3 separate regions of the Homo sapiens genome follow, and regions 1 and 2 are each linked to region 3. A link is an interaction called in ENCODE POLR2A ChIA-PET data of the cell type or tissue named here. Cell type or tissue: MCF 10A. All regions are shown on one strand.

Region 1 (4,000 bases), 220 kb before region 3:
AAAATACAAAAAAATTAGCTGGGCATGGTGGTGCGTGCCTGTAATCCCAGTTACTCAGGAGGCTGAGGCAGGAGAATTGCTTGAACCTGGGAGGCGGAGGTTGCAGTGAGCTGAGATCGTGACGCCGCACTCCAGCCCGGGTGACAGAGCAAGACTATGTCTCAAATTAAAAAAAAAAAGAAAAGAAAAAGAAGATACATAAATGACCAATAAGCACATGAAAAGATGTTCATTAGCCATTAGAAAAATGTAAATCAAAATCACAATGAGATACCACTTCACACCACCAGGATGTCTATCATGAAAAAACCAGAAACTAATAAATGTAGTGAGGATGTGAAGAAATTGGAACCCTTGGATGTTGCTAGTGAGAATGTGTGTGTGTGTGTGTGTGTGTGTGTGTGTGTATATATATATATATATTTGAGATGGAGTCTCGCTCTGTCACCCAGGCTGGAGTGCAAGCTCTGCCTCCTGGGTTCACGCCATTCTCCTGCTTCAGCTTCCCAAGTAGCTGGGACTACAGGCACCCACCACCATGCCCGGCTAATTTTTTTTATATTTTAGTAGAGACGGGGTTTCACAGTGTTAGCCAGGATGGACTCAATCTCCTGACCTCGTGATCCGCCTGCCTTGGCCTCCCAAGGTGCTGGGATTATAGGCGTGAGCCACCGCGCCTGGCCGCATATATATATATTTTTAAAAAGTGCAGCTGCTATGGGAAACAGTTTAGAAATTTCTCAAAATGTTAAACATAGAGTTTCCATGTGACCCGGAAATTGTATTCCTATATATATATATGCAAGAGAAATGAAAACATATGTTTACAAAAAACTTAAACACAAGTGTTTACAGCAGTTTTATTATAATAGCCAAAAAAGTGGAGGCAACCCAAATGTGCATCAACTGATGATTGGATAAATAAAATCTGTTGTATCCATACAGTGGAATATTATTTAGCAATAAAAAGGAATGAAGTACTGATACATATTACAACATGGATGAACCTTGAAAAAACATGCTAAATCAAAGAAGCCACTCCTGAAGACCACATGTTGTGTGCTTTCATTTATACAAAATGTCCAGAATAGGCCGATCTCTAGAGACAGAAAGTAGATTAGTGGATGTCAGGGCCTGGGGCTGGGGCTGGCATAGGGAGTGGGTGTGACTAATGGATGTGGATTCCTTTGGGGCTGATGAAAATGTTCTAAAATTGATTGTGGCGATGGTTGCACAACCTCGTGAATATATTAAAAAGCATTGAATTGTACGCTTTAAATGGTAGGGTTGAATAGTATGTAAATTATAACTCAGTAAAACTGTAAAAATATAGGATGACTTGTTAAATTAAATTTCAGATAACCAGTGCTAATTTTTTATTTTTTGCAATATATTTCAGATACATTTCTTGCAATATTTGGGATGTACTTATACTAAAAAATTAGTCATTGTTTATCTGTAATTCAGCTTTAACTGGGTGTCCTGTATTTTATCAGGCAACCTCATGCATGTCGACTGCATGTGAGAATGACTTTAAGAATCATCCCCTCCAGGGCTCCTATCTTTTTATCCCTGTAGGGAATTTACTATCAGAGGCTGTATCACGGCTGTGGCTCCTGAGCTCGGAGGCCCTATTGTGGCTCCTGTTCTCTGAAAGCCCCACCTTGAGGCGTTTCCCTGGTAACCTCCAAACAACTCGTCAACCAGCCTGCAGGCCAGGGAGGGTTTTCCCAGAACAGTGAATGACAGGACTTATAGGCTACAGGGAAACAACTGGATTCTTTTCTGCATGTTGTTCCCATGAGATGAGCTCCTCTTCCATGACGCCTTGATTGAAATCAAGGCAGATTCCTTTGTTCCTCTGGTGACTTTCTCATCATCAAAAATTCTCTGGGCATTTCATTCTCCATAAAGTCTCTCTCTGCTCAGTAATTAGTATGTCCAGCCTCATCTACTCATGAAAACTCCTCACCTCACTCAAAATAGAAGATTCTTTTCTTCCAGGGCCAGCTGCAGACAGAAAATATGCCTTGGGAATGGGGGGTTGGTTCTTGTCTTTTTACTTAGGATAGCTCTGATAAGGTTTGGCTGTGTCCCCACCCAAATCTCATCTTGAATTGTAGCTCCCATAATTACTGCGTGCTGTGGGAGGGACCTGATGGGAGGTAATTGAATCATGGGGGCAGGTCTTTCCCGTGCTATTGTTGTGATAGTGAATATGTCTCATGAGACGTATGTAAGACATACCTTTGCTTCTCCTTTGCCTTCCGCCATGATTTTGAGACCTTCCAAGCCATGTGGAACTGTGAGTCCATTAAACTTCTTTCTTTTATAAATTACCCAGTCTCAGGTATGTCTTATATTACCACCATGAAAACAGACTAATATAAGCTCCTTCCTCCTCTCCCCTCCCCCTACCTGTCTCCAGGGAGGGGAGGGGCCAGGAGAGGAAGGAATAAAGGAGCAGGACCGTTCCTTCTTTCTGGTACCAATATGGCACTGTCCTTGGAGGCTGTTTAAACAGATAGATGCTTTCTCATGTTCTGCACAAATTCGTGAGAATTTTTGTATTCCACCTCATACTGTAGTTGTTTGTTCTTGATATGCATATATTGATCACCAATTAAACACTTCACTCTTCTTCCCTCCATCGGAATCCCGCCCCTACCCCTAGATCTTCAGGTTGAATTCCTGCTCCAGGTATCAATGGCACAGTCATGCTGGCTCATCCCAGGGGTGGGTGGGAATTGTCCAGTTAGAGGAGCATTGAGCTTGCTCTTGGGACATATGATCCCTAGAGAGTCATTCTTGTGGCCTGGTGGCCCAGGCTACATGGAGGTCTTTTGCTGTTGGGTGCCAGTCTGCATCACATGTATACACACACACACACACACACACACACACACACACACACACTTTATAGAGTGCAATGCTGTTATCTGATGTTTGCATTGCACTGAGCCTGCTAATAACCTCCAGGAAAAAATGCTGTTCTCTGCTCATGGAGGTCCTAAAAATATTGCCTGGCAATGGCTTCTCTGGGACATTCAGAAGGTGGGTTGGTACTGTGTCATCTGACCTTCCCTCCTTGAAATGCATGCTTGCTCAGGAAGAGAAGACTCAGATGTCCTTTCCAGCTGCCAGGGCCTGGGGCATTCTGCAGAGAATTGTTCTGGAGCATTTCCTGGAATAGTCACCTCCTCAGATGAGTACAGAGGGGCTGCGGAAGAGGCACAAAGTCAGCATTGCTACCACTGGGACTGAAGGGTGAATGTCTAGGAACCAGCATGATCAGAGACACCACACAAATGCAGGGGAGACCCCCGGCGCCGAGGTCAGGGGTAGGTGCTATGAGGAGTGGCGGGGACATGGGCAGGCCTGGGTCCACTGCCGTGTACAGACACGTCATTCACAGAAGCCGAGAGGTGGAAGCAACCCAAGTGTCCTTTGACAGATGAATGGAGAAGCAAGATGTGGTCCATCCACGTAATAATATTATTCAGCCTTGAAAAAGAAGGAAATGCTGACACATGCTGCAACATGCATGAACCTTGAGGACATTATGATAAGTGAAATAAACCAATCACAGAAAACCATATATATGATTCCACTTGTATGAGGTTCCTGGAACAGTCAAATCCATAGAGATAGAAAGTAGAATGGTGGGTGCCAGGGGCTGGGAGGGAAAGGGGAATGATTAATGGATACAAGTTTCAGTTTGGGGTGATGAAAAAGTTCTGTGGATGGATGGTGGTGATGGCTGCCCAACAGCCTGAATGTGTTTAATGCTGCTGAACTGTGCACTTAAAACGCTTAAGATATAAATTTTACGTTAAGTATAATTTACCACAATAAAAAAGGTAAAATAAAAAGTAGAAAAAAAACTTGAAAATATTAAAAAAAAGACACTGTGAGGCACGACTTCCTCACTTCCTCACCCCACACATGGAAAGTTCTGGAAGCTGGATTGCACTGTGTCCGTCTGTTCCAAGGCCCACAG
Region 2 (4,000 bases), 290 kb before region 3:
AAAAAGCAACCAGCAGCAACAATGTGTATATAGCACAACTATAATTTATCAAAATATATATTGTTTGTTGTACGTGTAAAGAATTTCTGAAAGAACACACAAAAAAACTGTTGACAGTAGGGAGATTGGGAAATCAGATGACAGGGAGACCTTTTTTATTGTATACCTTCTGATAGTGTTTGGAATTTTAGTTTGTGATGTACACATCTTTTTGAATTTAAAGCAAATTATTGATTACATTTACTTTGAGGTTGATTTCCTAAATGACTCTGGGGGCAGCCAATGAGGATTATACTGATTCCTTATGTTGGTTTCTGCTGAGATATTTTGAGTTGTTGGATTTTGGTTTCTTTTATCAAACTCAGTTTTCCAAAGGATAATACTTAATTATTTAAGAGGAGAACAGTGAGACAAATTAAAAATTTAGTTGGATTGCATTTGAACAACTTGAATTAATATATAAAACAGTAAAGGAGCCTTCAGCATTTCTTTTTTTTTATGGTGAAAAGGTATACATATATTTAGAATTAGCCAGCTGGACTCAGTTTAGATGATCCCAATTTTGTTGGCAACATCCAAAGCATCGTAATCAGGAGCCAGTGGAACATATGCCTTCTTCTCTCCATCAGGCCAAATCAGGGTGTTGACCTTGATCATGTCAATATCATAGAGCCTCTTCACAGCCTGTTTGATCTGGTGCTTGTTGGCTTTAACATCCACCATGAACACACGTGTGTTATTGTCTCCTGTCTTCTTCATGGCCGACTCAGTGGTCAGCGGAAACTTGATGATAGCATAGTGGTCAAGCTTGTTTCTCCTGGGGGTGCTCTTCCAAGGATATTTGGGCTGCCTCCGGAGTTGCAGTGTCTTGGGCCGCCGGAAGGTGGGGGACGTGTGGATCTTCTTTTTTTTGTGGTTGTGAACACCTTTCAACACTGCCTTCTTGGCCTTTAAAGCCTTTGCTTTGGCTTTGGCTTTAGGAGGGGCAGGAACTTCTTTCTTCGCTTTCAGCACTGTCTTGTGAAAAGGGTCAGCATTTCTTAAACAACAAATAGGGCAACAATCTAGAAAGCATTTGGCAAAAAAAACAAAACAAAACAAAAAAAAAACAATGAATATATATAATCACTAATTTGTAGGGAATGTGCTTCTGTGATGTCTAGTAGAATCCAGGCACTATGAAGGAAATGTGAATACATCTGTGCTGGGTAGCGAGTAGTTCCATAAACAATTTTCACAGCTAATGTTGATTATTGTAGATCATCTGGCTAGTTCATTTTGATTAAATTATCTATTTAGAGACAAGGAAGGATAAACAAGACATTGCCTTTAGGGAAGAAAAGAATGAGTAGAAATGTATTTTTATCCCTTTGAGTGATCCAGCATAAGAACTTTGGATTTCAGTGCACTCACAGGTCCATGGGGGAACAGTCATTAGGTAGTAAGTGGTGTTCGCTGGAGAATGGAACAGCTTCCCAGGCTGGGAAAAAGATGCATCTAAAGCCCAGGAAGTGCATGGTCTCACTCTGCCGTTTTCATTAGGCAGCTTTGTTCTTTTAAAATGCAAGATAAATGCATCTGCCTTAGAACTGAATTCTCCTGTAATAGAATTTTTTAATTCTAAATCTTTAGCTGAAATGCCCAATTATTTAAAATAAGTAATAATTTACACCCACTCTTCCGCCATTGAGAACTTAAGGCACAATATCTTGGCTTCATTGCTATTGCCGTTTGGAGCCGGATGCTCCTTCACGTGGGGCTGCCCAATGCACCGTAGGATGCTGCACAGAACCCCTGGCCTCTACCCACCAGCTGCCAGTACATCCTCTTCCCCGGGTATGCCAAGCAAAAATGTCTCCAGATATTGCCAAATGTCCCCAGGGGACAAAATCATCCCTGGCTAAGAACCGCTGCTTCAGAGGGTGGGGACCGAGAGGGGGCAGGATGGAGGGAGCCATCCACACTTGCGATGCTGCTGGGCCTGGGAGCAACATGAGCTCCCAGCTTCCTCCAGCCCTTTCCCTGCAAGGGGGAATGGCCCAGCTGAGGGGCTGGGATTTTCAGGGGCCTTATTTCAGTGAGCTGGGGTGGGCAGGAGTTTTATATGCACATATATGTTGGGTATAGATCAGGAGTGTGACTGCTGTGCCGAGGGGCTGCACATGCTCAACTCAAATAGATATTGCCAGATAGTTTCCAGAAGTGATTGACCAGTTTGCACTCTGAGTAGAGTGGCAAAATTGCGAGGGGATACTGAGCACTTCCAGGTCTTGGGGACCTGGCCAGCAGCTCGGACAGGCAGCCCCAATCTCTCAAGTCCTCATAAGAAATATGAGTGCCTTCTTTGGACATTACAGGCTCATGGGACCACCTCCTGTTTCATGAGGCCAGTGGCTGGGCCTGTCTTTTCACTCAGAATTGAGAAATCATGCAACAGAGGAGCCTCTAGGTGGCACTGAATTCTGAGGCTTAGAGGACTTGGGCCTTTCCTATCCATGCTGCGAGTTCATTGTGACCTGATGCTGGCCTGGTTGGCCAGCTGAGCCCTGCCCTGCACCTGGGCTCAGAAATGCTGCGGGAGGGGTCTCAGCGGGTGGTGAAAGGCTCTTTCCTGACAAATGCATGTGTGTGTGTGTGTGTGTGTGTCAGTGTGGTGTGTGTGTCTGGTGTGTATGGCCTATGTGTGTTCATACATTTGTGCTGTGTGGGTGTGTGGCATGCATGTGTGTGAGTACATGTGTGCTGTGTGGGTGTGTGGCATACATGTGTGAATACATGTGTGCTGTGTGGGTGTATGGCATGCATGTGTGTGAGTACATGTGTGTTGCGTGGGTGTGTGTGTGACATGCATGTGTGTGAGTACATGTGTGTTGTGTGGGTGTGTGACATGCATGTGTGTGAGTACATGTGTGTTGGGGATGGGTGGGGAGGGGAGGGCTTGCTGAGCTCCTGAAAAAGTTTTGGTCCCTGCTGGAGATTAGGAAGTCAAGCAGAAATTTTTTAGAAGACAACAGTTTACCTGCAGGACACACACACACAAATTAATTTTTTCAAGTACAAAATTCAAAGCCACAAAAAGTTACACAGTGTAAAAGCAAGTGACCCTTCCGTCCTGCCGCAGCCTCTATTTGTCCCTTTTCTACAGTGAAAATAGTGTAAGCACAGTGAAACAGAATATATATAACATATCATCTATCTCTATAATCACTATATAAAATTAATGTATACATATCAAATACAAATTTGTATATATTTGAATATATTATGTATATTATATATATATCATTTTCTTTGGTATGTGGTGAGTGACAGCGTCTTATCTGGGCCCTCAGGAGTGATATTTGCTGCCTGGGCTCCTGTTGGTCTGCAGGCCCTTATGCTACAGAGTAGGCAGTAGCAGTGGCAGGACAAGTGGGAGGAGGGAGGTTCTGGAAGGAGAAGGTCCCTCACCCCCATACACACTTAGATGCACTGATGTGCATGCGTGCACACGTGCAAACACACACACACACACACACACTTGATCCTTTGGTGTTTATTCTACGATTGGTTATTAACAGATTTGGGTGGATTCCTTAAAAGGAATTCCTTTATAGAGTTAGGAGTCTCTATTTAGAGCTCTGTGTACATGCAGGATGTGAGTTGAACAAGCTCTCCCAGGAGCACAGATCTGGAGTGTGTGTGTTTTAAAAGCTCGGCTGCTATTTTTGGGAACGATGCTGGGGAAAGCGATCTTCGCAGGGAAGGGCAAGAGAGAAACTCCTCCTCTACTCCACTTCTTTGTTGACCACAACACTGAAGTGTTGCTAGCAGCATCCCTTGTGCAGTTCTTGGAGGTATATCACATCTTTTTGGCTGTAACTTTAGAGGAGTCTTAGGTTTCTCCAGCATCTTCAGTTTTGACAGATGGGCTGACTGGAGTTCATTAAAAAATGTCCATGTGTGTTCAATTTGCTGGAAACACGTTGGTTCTATTTTCTTAAAATGGGACACGTAAGAG
Region 3 (4,000 bases):
AGAAATGAGACTATATTAAACTAAAATGCTTCTGCACAGCAAAGGAAACAATCTACAAAGGGAAGAGATGCCCTTTTGGATGGGAGAAAATATCTGCAAACTATTCATTTGGACAAGGAACTAATATCCAGAATATACAAAAACCTCAACAAAGTCAACAGTCAAAACAACAACAAATAATAATAATCCCATTAAAAAGTGGTCAAAACATGAATACACACTTATCAAAAGAAGACATATGACATACACACATATCAAAAGACGGGGACACACGGTTGATGGAAGTAAAAATCAGTGCAGCCACTACGAAAAACAGGATGAAGATTTCTCAAAGAAGTAAAAATAGAACTACCATGTAACTTATTTAGTGTTGAGGTGTATATGGGCTGTATTGTGTGCCCTCAAATTGATATGTTGAAGTCCTAACCCCCAGAACCTCAAAATGACACTGTCTTTGGAGGTAGGTTACTTACAGAGGTAATTGAGTTAAAATGAAATAATTAGATCTGGCCCTAATACAATATGACTGGTATCCTTATAAAAAGGGGGAATTTGGACACAGAGAGGGGCAAGGAGGGAAAGTGACATGAAGAGACACAGGGAGAAGATGATCATCTACCAGCCAATGGGAGAGAGGGCTGGAGCCAGCTCTTTCCTCACTGCACTTAAAAGGAACCAACCTTATAGACACCATGATCTTGGATTTCTAGCCTCCAGAACTGTGAAAGGATACATTTCTGTTGCTTTAAACCACCCACTTTGTGACACTTTGTTATAGTAGGTAGTCCTGGGGCATTGATACAGGAGACAGGGCATGGGAGGTGATGACCACCAGGAGGAGCAGAGACAGAAAAGGTGAAGCAAGCAAAAGGAGTGGGGTGTGTGTGTGTGTGTGCATGCGTGCACATATGCACATGTGTGTTAGTGTATAAGTGTGCGTGTGTGTGTGCATGTGAATACCTGTGTGCACACACGCACATGTGTGTATACATATGTATGTCTATGTGTGTCTCTGGAAGTGTGACTGCACACATGTATGTGCAAGTGGGTTGTGTGTGTGCATGTGTGTTCTTGGGATCCTGAACTGTCTTAATCCCAACTGAAGGGCTGATTTACAGAGACACTTAAGCACATGTGACCCCGGCCCCCATCACAGTGTTGGGTAGGGTGATGCCCTGTGGCCTCTTGTTGTGATACAATTGCTGACATGCAGCGATCAGGAGCAACTGGTTATTTTGGCTCCACCCACAGACATAGTTGAAGTGCTGGGCTCCACACTTCTCACTTTAGGGAGACTCCTATACCATTGCCTCTTTCCTCCAGGGCTCCTTCACTAGGAAGTGGCTTCCAGAAAGCGTGGGCAGCCTGGCTTCCAGTGATCTGCAGATTCCCAGAGGCTGATATTGAACCATGGTTGGGATTTGCTCTGGGGTCCATACATAGCTTGAGAAAACAGAAGCCCCAAGGTATGCAAATTTGACCCAAAATACAAGTCTGATTCCTGAGGACCTGAGAATTAGAAATGAGATGCTAATTCCTTAGGATGAGCTTCATCCAGAGGGTGGGAAGGCGTGGAGCACCTGCAGCACTATTGACAACTACTAGGGTCAACAGGAAGCCAAAGGAGGGTACCCTGTGAGGGAACATCCGGCCACTCAGCTGAGCTCCAGCCCTCTGAGCCCTCCCCTATTCCCAAGCCACAGTCTGCATCTCAGGCACAAGGAATCAGGGACCACGGATGAGTCAGGATAAGCCTCTCCAATTTCTTTTTAGGGGGTTCACCTCTCCGAGCTTCAGTTTCCACATCTGTAAAATGGGCATAATAAAACCAATCTCCCAGGGTCACAGGGAGGTGTAAGTGAGATGACAGATGAAAGTGAGCTTTGAAAATGGCGCCATATTTCCCAATTAACTAATTACATGCTTACACTGCAATGAAAAATAACCTCTTCCAGAACCAAATTGGGTGGAGTTTACCAGCAAATCATAAAAGTGTTTCTCATCAGAGCTTTACAGGCTACAGCAGACAGGCAATCTTTTTTGCTTAAGAGCTCATTTTTTTGTTTACTTATCTTCGTTTGCTCCCACCTCCACTTTCTTTCCTCCAACCAACCCACCTTCCTCCGGGCCACAGTCTTTGCTGGATCTGTGCTTCTGACCTTATGCCACTCAAACATACATGTGTGCTGAGCCCCAGGTCTATGTCTGGACAGTATGAAGCCATAGACACAGAAACAGCTAGCAAGAGTCAGATGTGGTAATCCCAGGCAGTTTTGCCATCTGAACATGACTTTGAGAAATGGGGAGGGGGCAGTTACTCATAGTACATGGAACAGAGGTCATGTCCATTCCAGTTGCCAAGATGTCATCACCTCAGCTATGACCAAAAATGGTCTTTCCCCTAATGTTAAATTTCAAGCAGAAGTCACATGTCCAGACTCCGCCCAGGAGTTACAAAAGAGTTGCACAATAAGGGGTTTCCCCCTGCACTGCTTCAAGACTCACCCTTCTGTTTTGCTGTTACAGAAAAGACAGATTAATATCTGGCCCAGATTATGAGATTCTTGCATCTGTTCGAACTCAGCTAGCTGCCAGCAGCTGCTGTAAATGAGGGCTGTGTGTTCTTTGGGTAGGAGGTTCCTGATAATTTAAAATTCAAATCAAGGGCTGTGGCCTCTGGTTTGTGGAAGGAGGAACTAGAAACTTGAAGGAGCCCTAGGTAGCATCTGGGGCAGCATTTATAATGACTTCAACCAAACATGACAGGGTTATTTTGGCCAGAGGACAACACCAGAAAACAGAAGACCAGGGTTTGAGTCTTGGTTCAGTTAAGTACTTGTTTCATCACTGAACTCTGCCCCTGGATTTCTTCTGATGAAAATGGAGACATGATTGTCTGGGATCCATATTTTCTTTGCAGATCCCCTGGCTCAAACACACCTTCCTTGGCGTGCTCTGTTCAAATAGCACCCCCATCCCAGGTTACTGACTTTACACAATCTTATACCCCCAATAGATCAATCCCCCCAACAGCCACAAATGACCTGGCTTTATGGAGGGGAAACTGAGGCAGAGAGTGATTAAATTGCATACCCAAGGTCACAAATAGTGCCTGACAGACCCAGTGACAGTGATAATCCAAGGTCCATCTCCAAATCACAACAAATCCTCCTGTTAACTTGCTTGATATTTCAGGAGAGGTGATGGGGCAGCTTGCTCCCTCTACCTCTTGCCACAGTTCCTGCTCCACTTCCTCTGGCCCTCAAGCCCTGTGCTCCCGCCCAGCAGCCCCATTAAAGCCTGAATCATTCCCAGTGACAAGTGTCCACCATGTGGAGTTCTGGAGCCCTATCAGGAAAGAAAGCTGGTAGGGTGTTATTTCTGAGGGCTCTGTTCTGTTCCATTGATCTATATCTCTGTTTTGGTACCAGTATCATGCTGTTTTGGTTACTGTAGCCTTGTAGTGTAGTTTGAAGTCAGGTAGTGTGATGCCTCCAGCTTTGTTCTTTTGGCTTAGGATTGACTTGGTGATGCGGGCTCTTTTTTGGTTCCATATGAACTTTAAAGTAGTTTTTTCCAATTCTGTGAAGAAAGGCATTGGTAGCTTGATGGGGATGGCATTGAATCTGTAAATTACCTTGGGCAGTATGGCCATTTTCACGATATTGATTCTTCCTACCCATGAGCATGGAATGTTCTTCCATTTGTTTGTATCCTCTTTTATTTCCTTGAGCAGCGGTTTGTAGTTCTCCTTGAAGAGGTCCTTCACATCCCTTATAAGTTGGATTCCTAGGTATTTTATTCTCTTTGAAGCAATTGTGAATGGGAGTTCACTCATGATTTGGCTCTCTGTTTGTCTGTTGTTGGTGTATAGGAATGCTTGTGATTTTTGCACATTGATTTTGTATCCTGAGACTTTGCTGAAGTTGCTTCTCAGCTTAAGGAGATTTTGGGCTGAGACAATGGGGTTTTCTGGATATACAGTCATGTCATCTGCAAA

What was found. ChIA-PET counts read pairs that join two places held together with the same protein. Peaks named below come from ENCODE experiments on the same cell type or tissue, not always from the same donor. Only the 100,000 strongest peaks of a DNase experiment are listed, where the experiment ranks them.
Region 1: POLR2A ChIA-PET joins it to region 3 with 11 read pairs; 2 of 35 experiments call an interaction of 5 or more read pairs at or near these places.
Region 2: POLR2A ChIA-PET joins it to region 3 with 14 read pairs; 3 of 35 experiments call an interaction of 5 or more read pairs at or near these places.

Annotation. Positions count from the first base shown.
Region 1 is chr21:39,045,951-39,049,950 of GRCh38, reverse strand. The region is part of intron 3 of LINC02943 (long intergenic non-protein coding RNA 2943); the gene reads left to right. Among named protein-coding and RNA genes, the nearest start is that of LINC02940, 29 kb to the right of the region's middle. In MCF 10A, no CTCF peak of the experiment used is centred here; DNase peaks (open chromatin) are centred at 1,160 and 1,690.
Region 2 is chr21:39,124,587-39,128,586 of GRCh38, reverse strand. It overlaps the pseudogene RPL23AP12. Among named protein-coding and RNA genes, the nearest start is that of LINC02943, 42 kb to the right of the region's middle. RefSeq lists a silencer at 2,505-2,564. In MCF 10A, a CTCF peak has its summit at 2,447 (motif pointing right); a DNase peak (open chromatin) is centred at 2,476.
Region 3 is chr21:38,830,152-38,834,151 of GRCh38, reverse strand. No RefSeq gene overlaps it. Among named protein-coding and RNA genes, the nearest start is that of ETS2, 26 kb to the right of the region's middle. RefSeq lists enhancers at 2,433-2,622, 1,612-2,811. In MCF 10A, no CTCF peak of the experiment used is centred here; a DNase peak (open chromatin) is centred at 2,371.